4 separate regions of the Homo sapiens genome follow, and all the other regions are linked to region 1. A link is a contact called in ENCODE Hi-C or POLR2A ChIA-PET data. All regions are on one chromosome and are shown on one strand. Each heading gives the region's core, a stretch centred on a gene start or an enhancer-like site at or near the end of the contact. The rest is flanking DNA. Distances are from core to core; before and after follow the strand shown.

What was found. A loop is a pair of places that touch in the nucleus more often than their neighbours do. ChIA-PET counts read pairs that join two places held with the same protein, here RNA polymerase II (POLR2A). Pooled maps may share reads with other maps.
Region 2: a loop to region 1 is called in a map of IMR-90, with 2.8 times the contacts of the local background. The contact joins the enhancer-like site here to the promoter of NECTIN3 in region 1. A Hi-C loop is called at or near these places in 1 of 168 maps with a recorded cell type or tissue (IMR-90) and 5 of 50 pooled maps. POLR2A ChIA-PET finds 5 or more read pairs at or near these places in 1 of 52 experiments (MCF 10A).
Region 3: a map of CD4-positive, alpha-beta memory T cell shows a loop between it and region 1 (11-fold over the local background). The contact joins the promoter of PHLDB2 here to the promoter of NECTIN3 in region 1. A Hi-C loop is called at or near these places in 1 of 168 maps with a recorded cell type or tissue (CD4-positive, alpha-beta memory T cell) and 9 of 50 pooled maps. POLR2A ChIA-PET finds 5 or more read pairs at or near these places in 1 of 52 experiments (activated T-cell).
Region 4: a loop to region 1 is called in a map of PC-3, with 5 times the contacts of the local background. The contact joins the enhancer-like site here to the promoter of NECTIN3 in region 1. A Hi-C loop is called at or near these places in 5 of 168 maps with a recorded cell type or tissue (IMR-90, MCF 10A, PC-3 and 2 more) and 3 of 50 pooled maps. POLR2A ChIA-PET finds 5 or more read pairs at or near these places in 5 of 52 experiments (AG04450, BJ, CD8-positive, alpha-beta memory T cell and 2 more).

What each region holds. Positions count from the first base shown.
Region 1 is chr3:111,070,525-111,073,108 of GRCh38, forward strand. It overlaps NECTIN3 (nectin cell adhesion molecule 3), which reads left to right and starts at 1,292. Exons shown (of 6, transcript NM_015480.3): 1 at 1,292-1,653. The coding sequence starts at 1,494. LOC151760 (putative uncharacterized protein LOC151760) reads right to left here and starts at 1,242. Exons shown (of 4, transcript XR_007096272.1): 1 at 968-1,242. RefSeq lists a silencer at 1,020-1,119.
Region 2 is chr3:110,179,569-110,182,152 of GRCh38, forward strand. No RefSeq gene overlaps it. Among named protein-coding and RNA genes, the nearest start is that of MIR4445, 580 kb to the left of the region's middle. Within about 2 kb of position 1,273, at least 4 of the 41 ENCODE cell types and tissues checked have a DNase peak (open chromatin) inside an H3K27ac peak, as active enhancers do.
Region 3 is chr3:111,857,992-111,860,575 of GRCh38, forward strand. PHLDB2 (pleckstrin homology like domain family B member 2) reads left to right here and starts at 1,274. Exons shown (of 18, transcript NM_001134438.2): 1 at 1,274-1,585. All of the region lies in intron 1 of LOC105374040 (a long non-coding RNA gene), which reads right to left. RefSeq lists enhancers at 1,096-1,682, 1,683-2,267 and a silencer at 1,732-1,791.
Region 4 is chr3:110,525,640-110,528,223 of GRCh38, forward strand. No RefSeq gene overlaps it. Among named protein-coding and RNA genes, the nearest start is that of NECTIN3-AS1, 540 kb to the right of the region's middle. Within about 2 kb of position 1,277, at least 6 of the 41 ENCODE cell types and tissues checked have a DNase peak (open chromatin) inside an H3K27ac peak, as active enhancers do; they include IMR-90, PC-3 and endothelial cell of umbilical vein, where a contact is called at or near this core.

The DNA.
Region 1 (2,584 bases), core at 42-2,541:
CATAAAATTAATAGTGTCAGGCCTGAGGACTGGTGTCCTCTGCCTTCAATTCACCCCCTACGCTGGACAGTCCAAATTGTCCACCCTCCTACTCCCCCCGCGGAACCAATGTGGCAGTGGCTCCAAGGTCAAGCTGCCGGTACTGTGCGAGGCGGGAGGATGGAGAGGGCAGGGCGGAGAGCCACCTGGGATGAGCGAGGGTCATGGTGGACCACAGACGCTCTTCTTATACGGGCAAATGTTTAATACTTCCCGAGGTCGCCTCTCTGCCATCAAACGAAAACAGGCAAGAAAATAAAACTACACATACGAACATGCAAAGGAAACAAAACCAAAGAAAAACACCAACGCACTCGTTGGGGGAAATCCATGGCCTCCTGTTGCCAGTCGCCCGGCGCGGAAAGTGGACAGCCCAGCGGCCAGTGAGAAGCAAGAGCAAGAAAGCAAACCTTCTGAAGACCCCTCTCCTCGCCCAGCTCCGCCGACCATTCTACCAAGCTGCCCTCCCAGAAAAAAGAGCAGGAAAAATGCCTGTGCAAACGTGCCTTGGCGAGCGGGGAATAAGTGGGCTGGGAAGAAGGGAAGGATTCGGAGAGCACAGCTGTCCCGGGGAACAGGAAGGAGGAGAAAGTCTCTCCCTCCCTTCAGTGCCCCGCGCCCCAGCGAGGAGGAAGATTACTAGTCCAGCAGGCTGCGTCCAGCTTCCTACACAGGAACCTTTAGCATGGGCAACGGAAGGGCAGCCCCCTCCTGCCTTCCCCTCCCCACCCCACCCCCTCGTCCCAGGTCCCCGCCACAGGGAGAGCGCCGCCCGGGAGAGGAGAAGGCCGAGCGTGATTGTCCCGCAGCCCTCGCCTCAGTCGGCGCCGGGGCCCCCGTGGACCCGCGAGGGGTGGAGTGGGCGAGACCATTGGAAAGGCAGGGAAGGGGGGAAACCAGGCAGGAACGAGGGGCGGGGCCGACTAACCTATTCCAGATTTTCCTGTCCCTTTTAAATCTCTGCTGTGGGAGAAACCCCGTTATCAAAGTGGATGAAAAGAATATTTTTTTTTGAAAGGGGAGGAGCATGTGTAGGAGGGCGGGGTGGGAGGAGACAGGGCTTGCGCCCGGGGATCAGACGGGAGGTGGAGTTGCGCGGGGAGGGCGGGCGAGTCGGGCGCCCGCTCTGAGAGTCGGTTTCTTTTCCCCCTCTTGCGTGGGGCGGGGTGGTGCGTTCCGAGTTCCCAGGAGTTCGACGCGGGCGGGTGCCGAGGGGAGGGGAGTGGCGGCGGCGGCGGGCGGCTCCCGCTTCAGCCTCGGCAGTGGCGTCGGCGACGGCGGTGTCGAGGCAGCCGCCAGCGTTCGGCCAAGTGTCAGCCGGCAGCGACGGCGCTAGAGCTGGGAGCTGGGGACGCGCGCGCCGGACCTTCCACAGCCTCCGCCCAGAGCCTGAGGCGCCGGGGCCGGGGGAGCCGGGGGGCGGGCGGGCGAGCGGGCCGGGGGGAGGGTGGGGGATGGCGCGGACCCTGCGGCCGTCCCCGCTGTGTCCTGGAGGCGGCAAAGCACAACTTTCCTCCGCTTCTCTCCTCGGAGCCGGGCTCCTGCTGCAGCCCCCGACGCCACCTCCGCTGCTGCTGCTGCTCTTCCCGCTGCTGCTCTTCTCCAGGCTCTGTGGTAGGTGAACCTCGGCGGCCGGCGTGGGCTGAGGGAGCCGCCACTGAGGGTGCGGGCGCCGCGGCCGGCTCTGCCAGCCGTTCTCTGGAGCAGCGAGGCGGTTGGTTGTGCGAGCGAGTGCCGAGGACTTTGGCTGGAAACTTTTCGCCGCGCCCGGGGCGAGGCCCTGGAAGGGCCAGGCCAGCGAATGCTGAGCCGGCGGCCCGCTGCCCTCCCCCGCGGCCGCGCGGGTCGCCGTGCGGATGGCCGAGGGTTGGCGATGGTGCTTCGTGCGCCGAACTCCGGGTTTGCTCCGGGGACCGTTACTTCCTCGCTCATTCTCTGGGAACCCTCGTAGGTTAAGGTGCCGGGATGCACGTTTGCCGCTTTTTTTCCCGGTGAAACTTGAGCTGTGAGCCCAGAAACCCTAGGGACCGGAGCCCGATGGAATGAAGCCTCCGGGTCCACTTCTCATGGCCTTCCACCCTGGAGAAGGCACCATTTTAGCCCACCCAGCCGCAGAATCCCCTACAGCTAGTTTTCTTCTGTCTTGTGCCCACTCCCCCGGCTCTGCCCTGACAGCTTCTGGAGCTCTCTAGATTGACCCTCGTCCCTGCCCTCCAGCTTGTGGGACGTCTCTCACACTGCCCGTGCTTATTTTACCAAACCGCAGGAACAAGATTTACGTGTTAAATACCTGATTTCATGGACTGTGTGCCCCGGCTGTTCTAACCAAAACAGTCACGCGCCTGTTTCCCATCTCTTGACCCTCGTGTTATGTTACTGTTTTCCTGTCATATTTGGGAGTTAGTCTCTGAGTTTTCTTCCCAGGTATGCCAGACTAGAAGCCTGCTTATTAAGGACTGTGCTAAAAAAAAAAAAAAAAAAAAAGTCTGCCTCATGCAAGAGAAATGGACTTAAGTGGTAATTAATGGGAGGCAGCGATTTGGGA
Region 2 (2,584 bases), core at 23-2,522, 890 kb before region 1:
TGAGGCGCCCTTTCTAGGTTCTTAGCTGTAGCAAGACTAGCCATGTCTTTATTTGTTGTTGTCTTTTGGTTCTTGTTTGTTTTGTTTTTACGCAGGACTTAACTGCAAATAACAAAGGCTTTTTGTGGGATTAAATGAAACCTATCCTATAATTATACATTTTACATAATTATACTTTAAGAGCCACAAAGGGTAAAGAAGGGGCTACCAGTCAGTTTCTATTTCCTCTTCAAGAAGAGCTAATTCCAGGGAGATCAAAATAACTGTTTTTTTTTCTAGATTTCCTTTTTTCCTTTTTTTTCAGTTGTATTGGGGTATAATTGACTAATGGAAATTATAGATTTAAAATGCACAACTTGATGTTTGATATATGTATATATGTATTCTCGGTGAAATGATCAATATAATCAAGCTAATTAACAATTCCATCACCTCATTTAGTTACTTATGTGTGTGATGGGGAGGGGTGTGTGTGTGTGTAGAGGTGTGCGAACACTTACAATGTACTCTCCTAGCAACTTTCAAGTGCATAACACTGTATTGTTAACTTTAGTCACCATGCTGTGCATTTTATCTCCAAAACTTATTCATCTGGATAACTGAAACTTTGTACCCTTTGACCAACATCTTCCCATTATCCACCCCTCACCCCAAACTCTGGCAACCACCATTCCTCTCTGTGCTTCTGTGAATTTGTCTATTTTAGATTCTACACAATGTCACTGCGCAAGTGATATCGTGCAGTATTAGTGTAGAATTTCTTATTCAGACCTTTCAAGTAATTTTCCAACATGCTCCAAGAATACTAGTTTCTAACTTCAGAGCCTTATTTGTAGACTCAAAATTTTATGTTCTTTTTTATTTTTTTTTTTTAAAGATAGTCTTTCAGGTCTGAGTCGTCTTCATTTAATTTCTATGGAAGCTTTGGCTTTCTTTCCTTTTATAAACTCAGCAAAAGAGTGGCTTTATCGATGGTGGGAATGGTGCTTCAGTTCTATGTCTCTCTCTACTACCTGAGTAATAATTGTTATAATGTTCTCCCTTGCTTTGTCCATCACTTTGTAATAACTGCGGTGTTAGGATGGTTATTTTAAATTCACACTACAGAGGCAGAATACCTTTTTATTTAGAATACCAGCTGAAAGTCTCTTCCCTCATTGGGGAGTGTCTTGACTTAAATATCATTCCTCGTGGCAGCAACTCAGGGTGTTGTTTTTCAGTCATTTCACATCTGTGGTGTTGTGAGACACCGGTCTCTGCTCTTTGCTGAGGAGTAGGGCCTGTTGGCCAAAAATGAGACGAGGAAACCAAAAGCACAGCCAAGTTCAGATGAATAAACAGTCACAGCGCCAACTAGCTCTGAGAAACATTACCTAATGATAAAAACAAGCTGTGAACAAGCCAAGATGCAGTCCTAACACAGCAAGCCATCAGCTGCATCTGGGATTTTAGTTATAATAGTGTGTGTTCTTAATAGCTATGGTTAATAGGGACATGGAGAGAATGAATGCAATGCATGTGATGGGGAGGGTAAAAGAATGCCAATCTGATTTGTCCTATTTCTGTGAGTCCTGACTGACGCACTGAGATGGGTTTGAGTAAGCTGTTAGGGGCATCAGAGAACTCGGCCTTAAGGACCTGGGAAAAACAGAAACTAGCAAAGCATGCTGATAGGTTAAGTAATAAAAGTTCTTAAAATATAAGTACTTTTCCGATGTTCTTCTAGTAGTGGCTCTTCAGTTGTGAGAATCAGAAAGACGTAACTCCAGAAAAAAAATAAGATGACTACTATAAAAAAATGAATGCAATTCATAGAATCCAAAGCGATGCAAAAAAGTACAGCTGGATTTCTTGGTATGTTAATTTGGAAACCATGAAGCTGGGCTATATTTTTCATCCCTCAGGGTCACATGTTACTTCTCTGCCTTCCAAATTGCACATAAAAGGTAAAACAAATAACTCTGGGTCTTCTGTCTCTTCCTCCACTGCTTTGCAAAGCCATGCACTCCATCCTATATTTATTAACTGACATAACATATATGAGTTTATTAGGAAAAATGGAGTTCTATTGATTTAAAACTTCTAAAAATGCAAACTAGTTGCACATAAGAATCATCTGAATGAGAAAACAGAATTTCCTAGGGTATAGGAAAACTTTATTTTAAAATTCACTATAAATCATCATTTAGAAACCATTATAGTAGCTTGTGGGTAATATTTTTTTCTGAATATTTTCAGAGAAATTGTTTAATAAATTTTCATTTTTATACTAAGAGCATAGAAATGCTTCTCTCAGTAGAGATTAAGGGACTGTTAGTTTATGACATTGGTATATTGGGTGATGGTAACAAGGAAGAGAAATAAATGGATGCAAGAGACCTGAATCCTTCATGACACTCTTTCGCAGGGGGAGAGTTTCTCATGGATGCAAGCCTATTGGAATCATGTAGTAGAGCAAGCTTTTATACTTTGTGGTGTAAAAGACTATCACTGCTAGGGTCCTATTAACCCATTTATGCCTGAGGTTGCAATTTTTTGAATGTTTGCAATCAGGCCTTGGCGATGACCTTGAGCACTAGGATAT
Region 3 (2,584 bases), core at 24-2,523, 790 kb after region 1:
GACACATACAAACGTATGTTTATTGCAGCACTGTTCACAATAACAAAGACTTGGAACCAACCCAAGTGCCCATCAATGATAGACTGGATGAAGAAAATGTGGCACATATACACCATGGAATACCATGCAGCCATAAAAAAGAATGAATTCATGTCCTTTGCAGGGACGTGGATGATGCTGGAAACCATCATTCTCAGCAAACTAACACAGGAACAGAAAACCAAACACTGCATGTTCTCATCATAAGTGGGAGTTGAACAATGAGAACATATGGACCCAGGGAGGGGAACATCACACCCTGAGGCCTGTTGGGGGGTGGGGGACAAGGGGAGGGAGAGCATTAGGACAAATAACTAATGCATGCGGAGCTTAAAACCTAGATGAAGGGTTGATGGGTGCTGCAAACCACCATGGCACATGTATACCTGTGTAACAAACCTGCACGTTCTGCACATGTATCCCAGAACTTAAAGTATAATTAAAAAAGAAATTTAAAAAAGACATTCCGTAGGTGAGGCTCTCCCTAAAAGTCAAACTTTTACTTGCACATATGAAAAGTGTAATCATTAAATAAGCTATTTCTTCAGTGACGGTATACTGAGTTCTGCTCATGGTGCCAAGTACTTTGCATATATTATTCAGAAGCTTATTAGCTGCCCTGCAGCACCAGTATCATTTATTGCTGCACTCCAGGTGAAGAAATTGTTGCTGGGAGCTACAACAACTTGCCCAAAGCCACAATGATCATAAGTAGTTTGCGCTTCGTTGTGCTCTTCTTTGCTGGTGTGAGATTCTCGAGGGCCAATGTCCTTCATCTGCGTAACTCTAGGGACTCGCCCAGACCTTGGAAGAGGTTCACATTCCCGCGTGCCGAGATTGATTATGGGCCACCCTCGGTCTCATTCGTTGACTTCCAATAAAGCATTGGCTGGTGGACCTCTACATCAGCATTGTTTTCATTGGATATAGCAACTCAGAAAAATATTGGGGAAAATATAAAAACTTTCAAGAGATATGATTGCAAGAAAATCAGAATGAGTTTAAAACCCTCCTGACCCCAGTCCTTAGCTCAGGCCGTTCTCCAAGGATTTTGCAAACCTGCTTTCTGACGCAGCTGGTAAACTTGCCCCGGGGCGAACTGTCGGAAGGAGGTGCGGTCACCTGGAGTTTCCCAATAGATACTTCGCTGTCTGGTGAGGAAATCATCACCCTAGGACGTAAACCCTCCCGCCCTTCTTTCAGCTCTTAAAAAAAGCCTGCCACGAAAGTCCCTACTGCGTTGCTGCGAACGTAGCTTTGAGAAGCTGGCGCCCAGTGATGGGGCAAACAGCCATGCCCTTCCAGCAGCCGTGAAAGCCCCAACAGCAAACTGCCTGGGAGCGGGGCAGGTCACCAACTTCGTTGCTCGAACTCCCTGGGTGCCCGCCGCGGTGGTTACAAAGGGGGTCAAGAGTGCCGGACCCAGCCGCGCGGAGCCCACCATTGCGGCCCGAGGGGGACCCGACGGGGGCCCGACGGTGTGGCGTGGCGCAAGGAGCGCGCCTGCCTTCTCTCGCCGCCGGGAACGGGCTGCACCAATGGCCAGGTGAGGAGGCGGCGGTGGTCGCCCGGGAGGAGGGGGTGGTGCCGACTCCGTGTGCCAGGAGTGCGTCCCGGGGACGCTGCCTCCCCCGCGGCCGAGTTGGTTGCCGCCGGTTGCGCTGCGGAGGGTTGGGGGCGGAGAGGAGGCAGTGGCTGCCCGGGCCGAGGAGGGGCGCGCTGACTGCTCACCGCGAGTCAGGAGGGGCCGGCGGGCTCACGGAGGGAGACAGGGTGGGCGGGGGCAAAGGCTAGGCGCTAGGGCGGCGGCGCCAGCGTAGAGCGGCGGTTTGGAGGAAAGATGAGACGGTGAGTGGGCTCCGGGGACACAGAGTTTCTTTGCTTCTTTACAGGCTGTAGGGACAAAAGCCCGGGCTGGGGTCGGCAGTGCCCAGGCTGCGCAGCTGGGTGGGTGGGGGTGGCGAACCCCGTTGTGCATGACTCTCGGGGGGCTGGGTAGATCTCCGGTTGAGGGGATCCCGGGGAGGGAGTGTCTGGTAGGGAAGATGCTTCCAGAGTGATTGTAGAAAACAGGCAGAATGTGGGGGAACTGGGGGCAACTTTTTCCAGCAACTCTGGAATGCACATGGAGAGAGGGATGGGGATCCTTGGGATAGCTCCCTGAGAAAGAGAAGGTCCGCTGCTGGATGGTGTAGGGCGCGGGATTCAGAGAAGACTCCCTCCCCGCAAATATTTGGCTAGCTGCGCTTCTAGTTCCACTTTCTTTCAAGAGTGAACCTACGAGCTTTAACCGCCAAAAGCGGCTGATTTCGATTTGGCCTTTGACCCCCCACTGAAAGTTTACAGTGTGGCCGTCTCGGCACCCCTAGAGATAGCAGCTGGAAGGCTTGGGGAGTATTTTAACCCTCTGTTTCTCCAGCTCCCTGCGCGGCGGAGGCGCAGCTGAATCGTTTGCTGGTTCGCTTAATAACTTAGCCCTAGCAGTCATCACTTATTAAAGCGCCGAGGACCTGGCTAACTCCCGCCACCACCAGGAAATTAAAAG
Region 4 (2,584 bases), core at 27-2,526, 540 kb before region 1:
ATGATATGGCTTGGCTCTGTGTCCCCTCCCAAATCTCATCTTTTAGCTCCCATAATTCCCACGTGTTGTGGGAGGGACCTGGTGGGATATCATTGAATCATGGCGTCAGGTCTTTCCTGTGCTGTTCTCGTGATAGTAAATGGGTCTCACAAGATCTGATGGTTTTAAAAAACGGGAGTTTCTCTGCACAAGCTCTGGTTTTTTGCTTGCTGCCATCCGAGTAAGATGTGACTTGCTCCTCCTTGCCTTCTGCCATGATTGTGAGGCCTCCCCAGCCATGTGGAACTGTAAGTCCAATTAAATCTCTTTCTTTTGTAAATTCCACAGTCTCGGGTATGTCTTTATCAGCAGAGTGAAAACAGACTAATATAACTTATATTTGAAGACAAAGTGCTCATGTTTCATCTTAAAAACATCTCTCAGCCTGACAATATATAACACCATGGACTATAGAATGCCTTCTCTAATTCAGTGGTCTTTCATTTCATCCTGTGTCATTCATTTTCTATATCTGTCATCAATCAAATTTGTCTCTAATATATACTTGCTAAGTTTCCCTGATAATCACCTTCTCTAAAGTACCATGCCAGAACCTTTAATCTTCCCAAAAGTGTGCCTTTCTTTGGTCATAATTAAATGATAATTGTAAAGCCCTACATGATCCCAGCTAAGAAGATGTGGGTAATAAAATGAATGTCATTTTGCTTCTGATATCTGAATTTCCTGCTGGACTGGATATAAATTAAGAAGGAAAAGAAAGTATCTTTTTGTAGATAAATGTATGAAATAAAGTTTTTGATGATAATTACAGTTTTCCTACCTGTTTCTGAAGTTAAAATTTCATATAGAAAATTGTAATTTTTGAAAGGAGACATAATGTCTCTCTATATAGGTAACCCAGATATCACTTATAGCCTTGACTGAGTGGTCCTGGTTTTTCTGAAGAATATTAGAGCAAGACTTAGTGTACATGGAGACATAGCACCTGCAAATTGTTTAATCCTTCATTGCTCAGAAGAGTACTATATGATTATAGGTCATACAATTCTGCAAGCGCAATGTCATCTCCCAGATTTAGCCAGATATTTTCCCTTTGATGATGGTGTATGTTTATAAATATTAGTAAGTCAATTGGGTTCTCAGGTATCTGACAATATGACACTGGAAAGAATCTTAGAATTTAGAATCTTAGAAATTATGGCATTATTCAGTCAGAATCTGGTCTGCTTGAATACTTGTAAGACTGTGGGCTCTGGCACATGTTTAAGCCCTCAAACACCTCCCAGACATTCCCTGGGGGTGACTCATCCAGTTTTAAGTATCACTGACTATATGCCTCACTGCTTCTTTTCACTTCCATATAGAAAGCTTATGGATCTTTGGGGAAATGTGAGAAATGAGTTTCAAAAGAGGCTTTAACAAGTGAATGGCACAGAGTTTGCACTGTGGAGGAAGAAAGGCAATGGGGGAAGTAATTAAAGTATTTAGAGATTCATTTAATTTACCAAGCTAAATAAAGGAGCTATGGGTTGAGCTGTCCCATGGTTAACATTACACAGGAACACTACTATTTTCTTTCATTCTTCTCTGGAAACAATCTTGAATCATATTCTTCCAGTTACTTCACAAAATGTGGTGCTTGTGAGAAATTACATGTTATTGAGATGTGGTATTCAGTCATTGAGATGTATAATTTGACCTGAAGTAAAGGAGCTCACACAAAGCTTTCCACCTAGACTGTAACCTAGTCATTTGACATAGTCTTAGGGGTTGTGAAATGGGAGATGACACATATTCCTCTTCTTTTTTATCTGTTTATTGGTAAAACAGTGCATACCGAGCTTGGCTCAGAACATTCTTTATTCTGTACATAACTGATTATATCCTTCAGTGTTTCCACTCCACGTACTGCAGATTCCAAAGTCCTGAGTGTGGCCTAATAGGACCCTCCCAGCATGGCTTCTAGCTCCTTTATCCAGCCTCCTTCTTCCTTACCACTCCTCCCAATGCAGATGCCTGGTTTTGTCATTAAAAGTGTCTGTAATTCTTGCAAGGTTCTCACAGGTACATGTCGGCAGATGCTTTCTCTCCTATTCTTTTCTTCAACACAAGCCCAAGCTTCACTTCCTTTATGAAGGTATAAACCAAAAATTATCTGAGACAAGTCTTAATCAGTTTAGTTTATTTTGCCAAGGTTAAGGACATGCCCATGACACACCCTCAGGAGTTCCTGATGGTATGTGCCAAGGTGGTCTAGCTACAGCTTAGTTTTATACATTTTAGGGAGACATAAGACATCAATCAGTACATGTAAGATGTACATTGGTTCTGTCTGAAAAGACAAAACAACTCAAAGTGTGGGCTTCCAGGTCATAGGTGGATTCAGAGATTTTCCAATTGGCAATTGGTTGAAAAAGTTTATCTAAAGACCTGGAATCCATAGAAGGGAGTGTCTGGGTTAAGACAAGGGGTTGTGGAAACCAAGGTTCTTATTATGCCGATGAAGCTTACAGGTAACAGGCTTGAGAAAGAAAAGATTGTAAATGTTTCTTATCAGACTTAAAAAAGATACCAGACTCCTTTA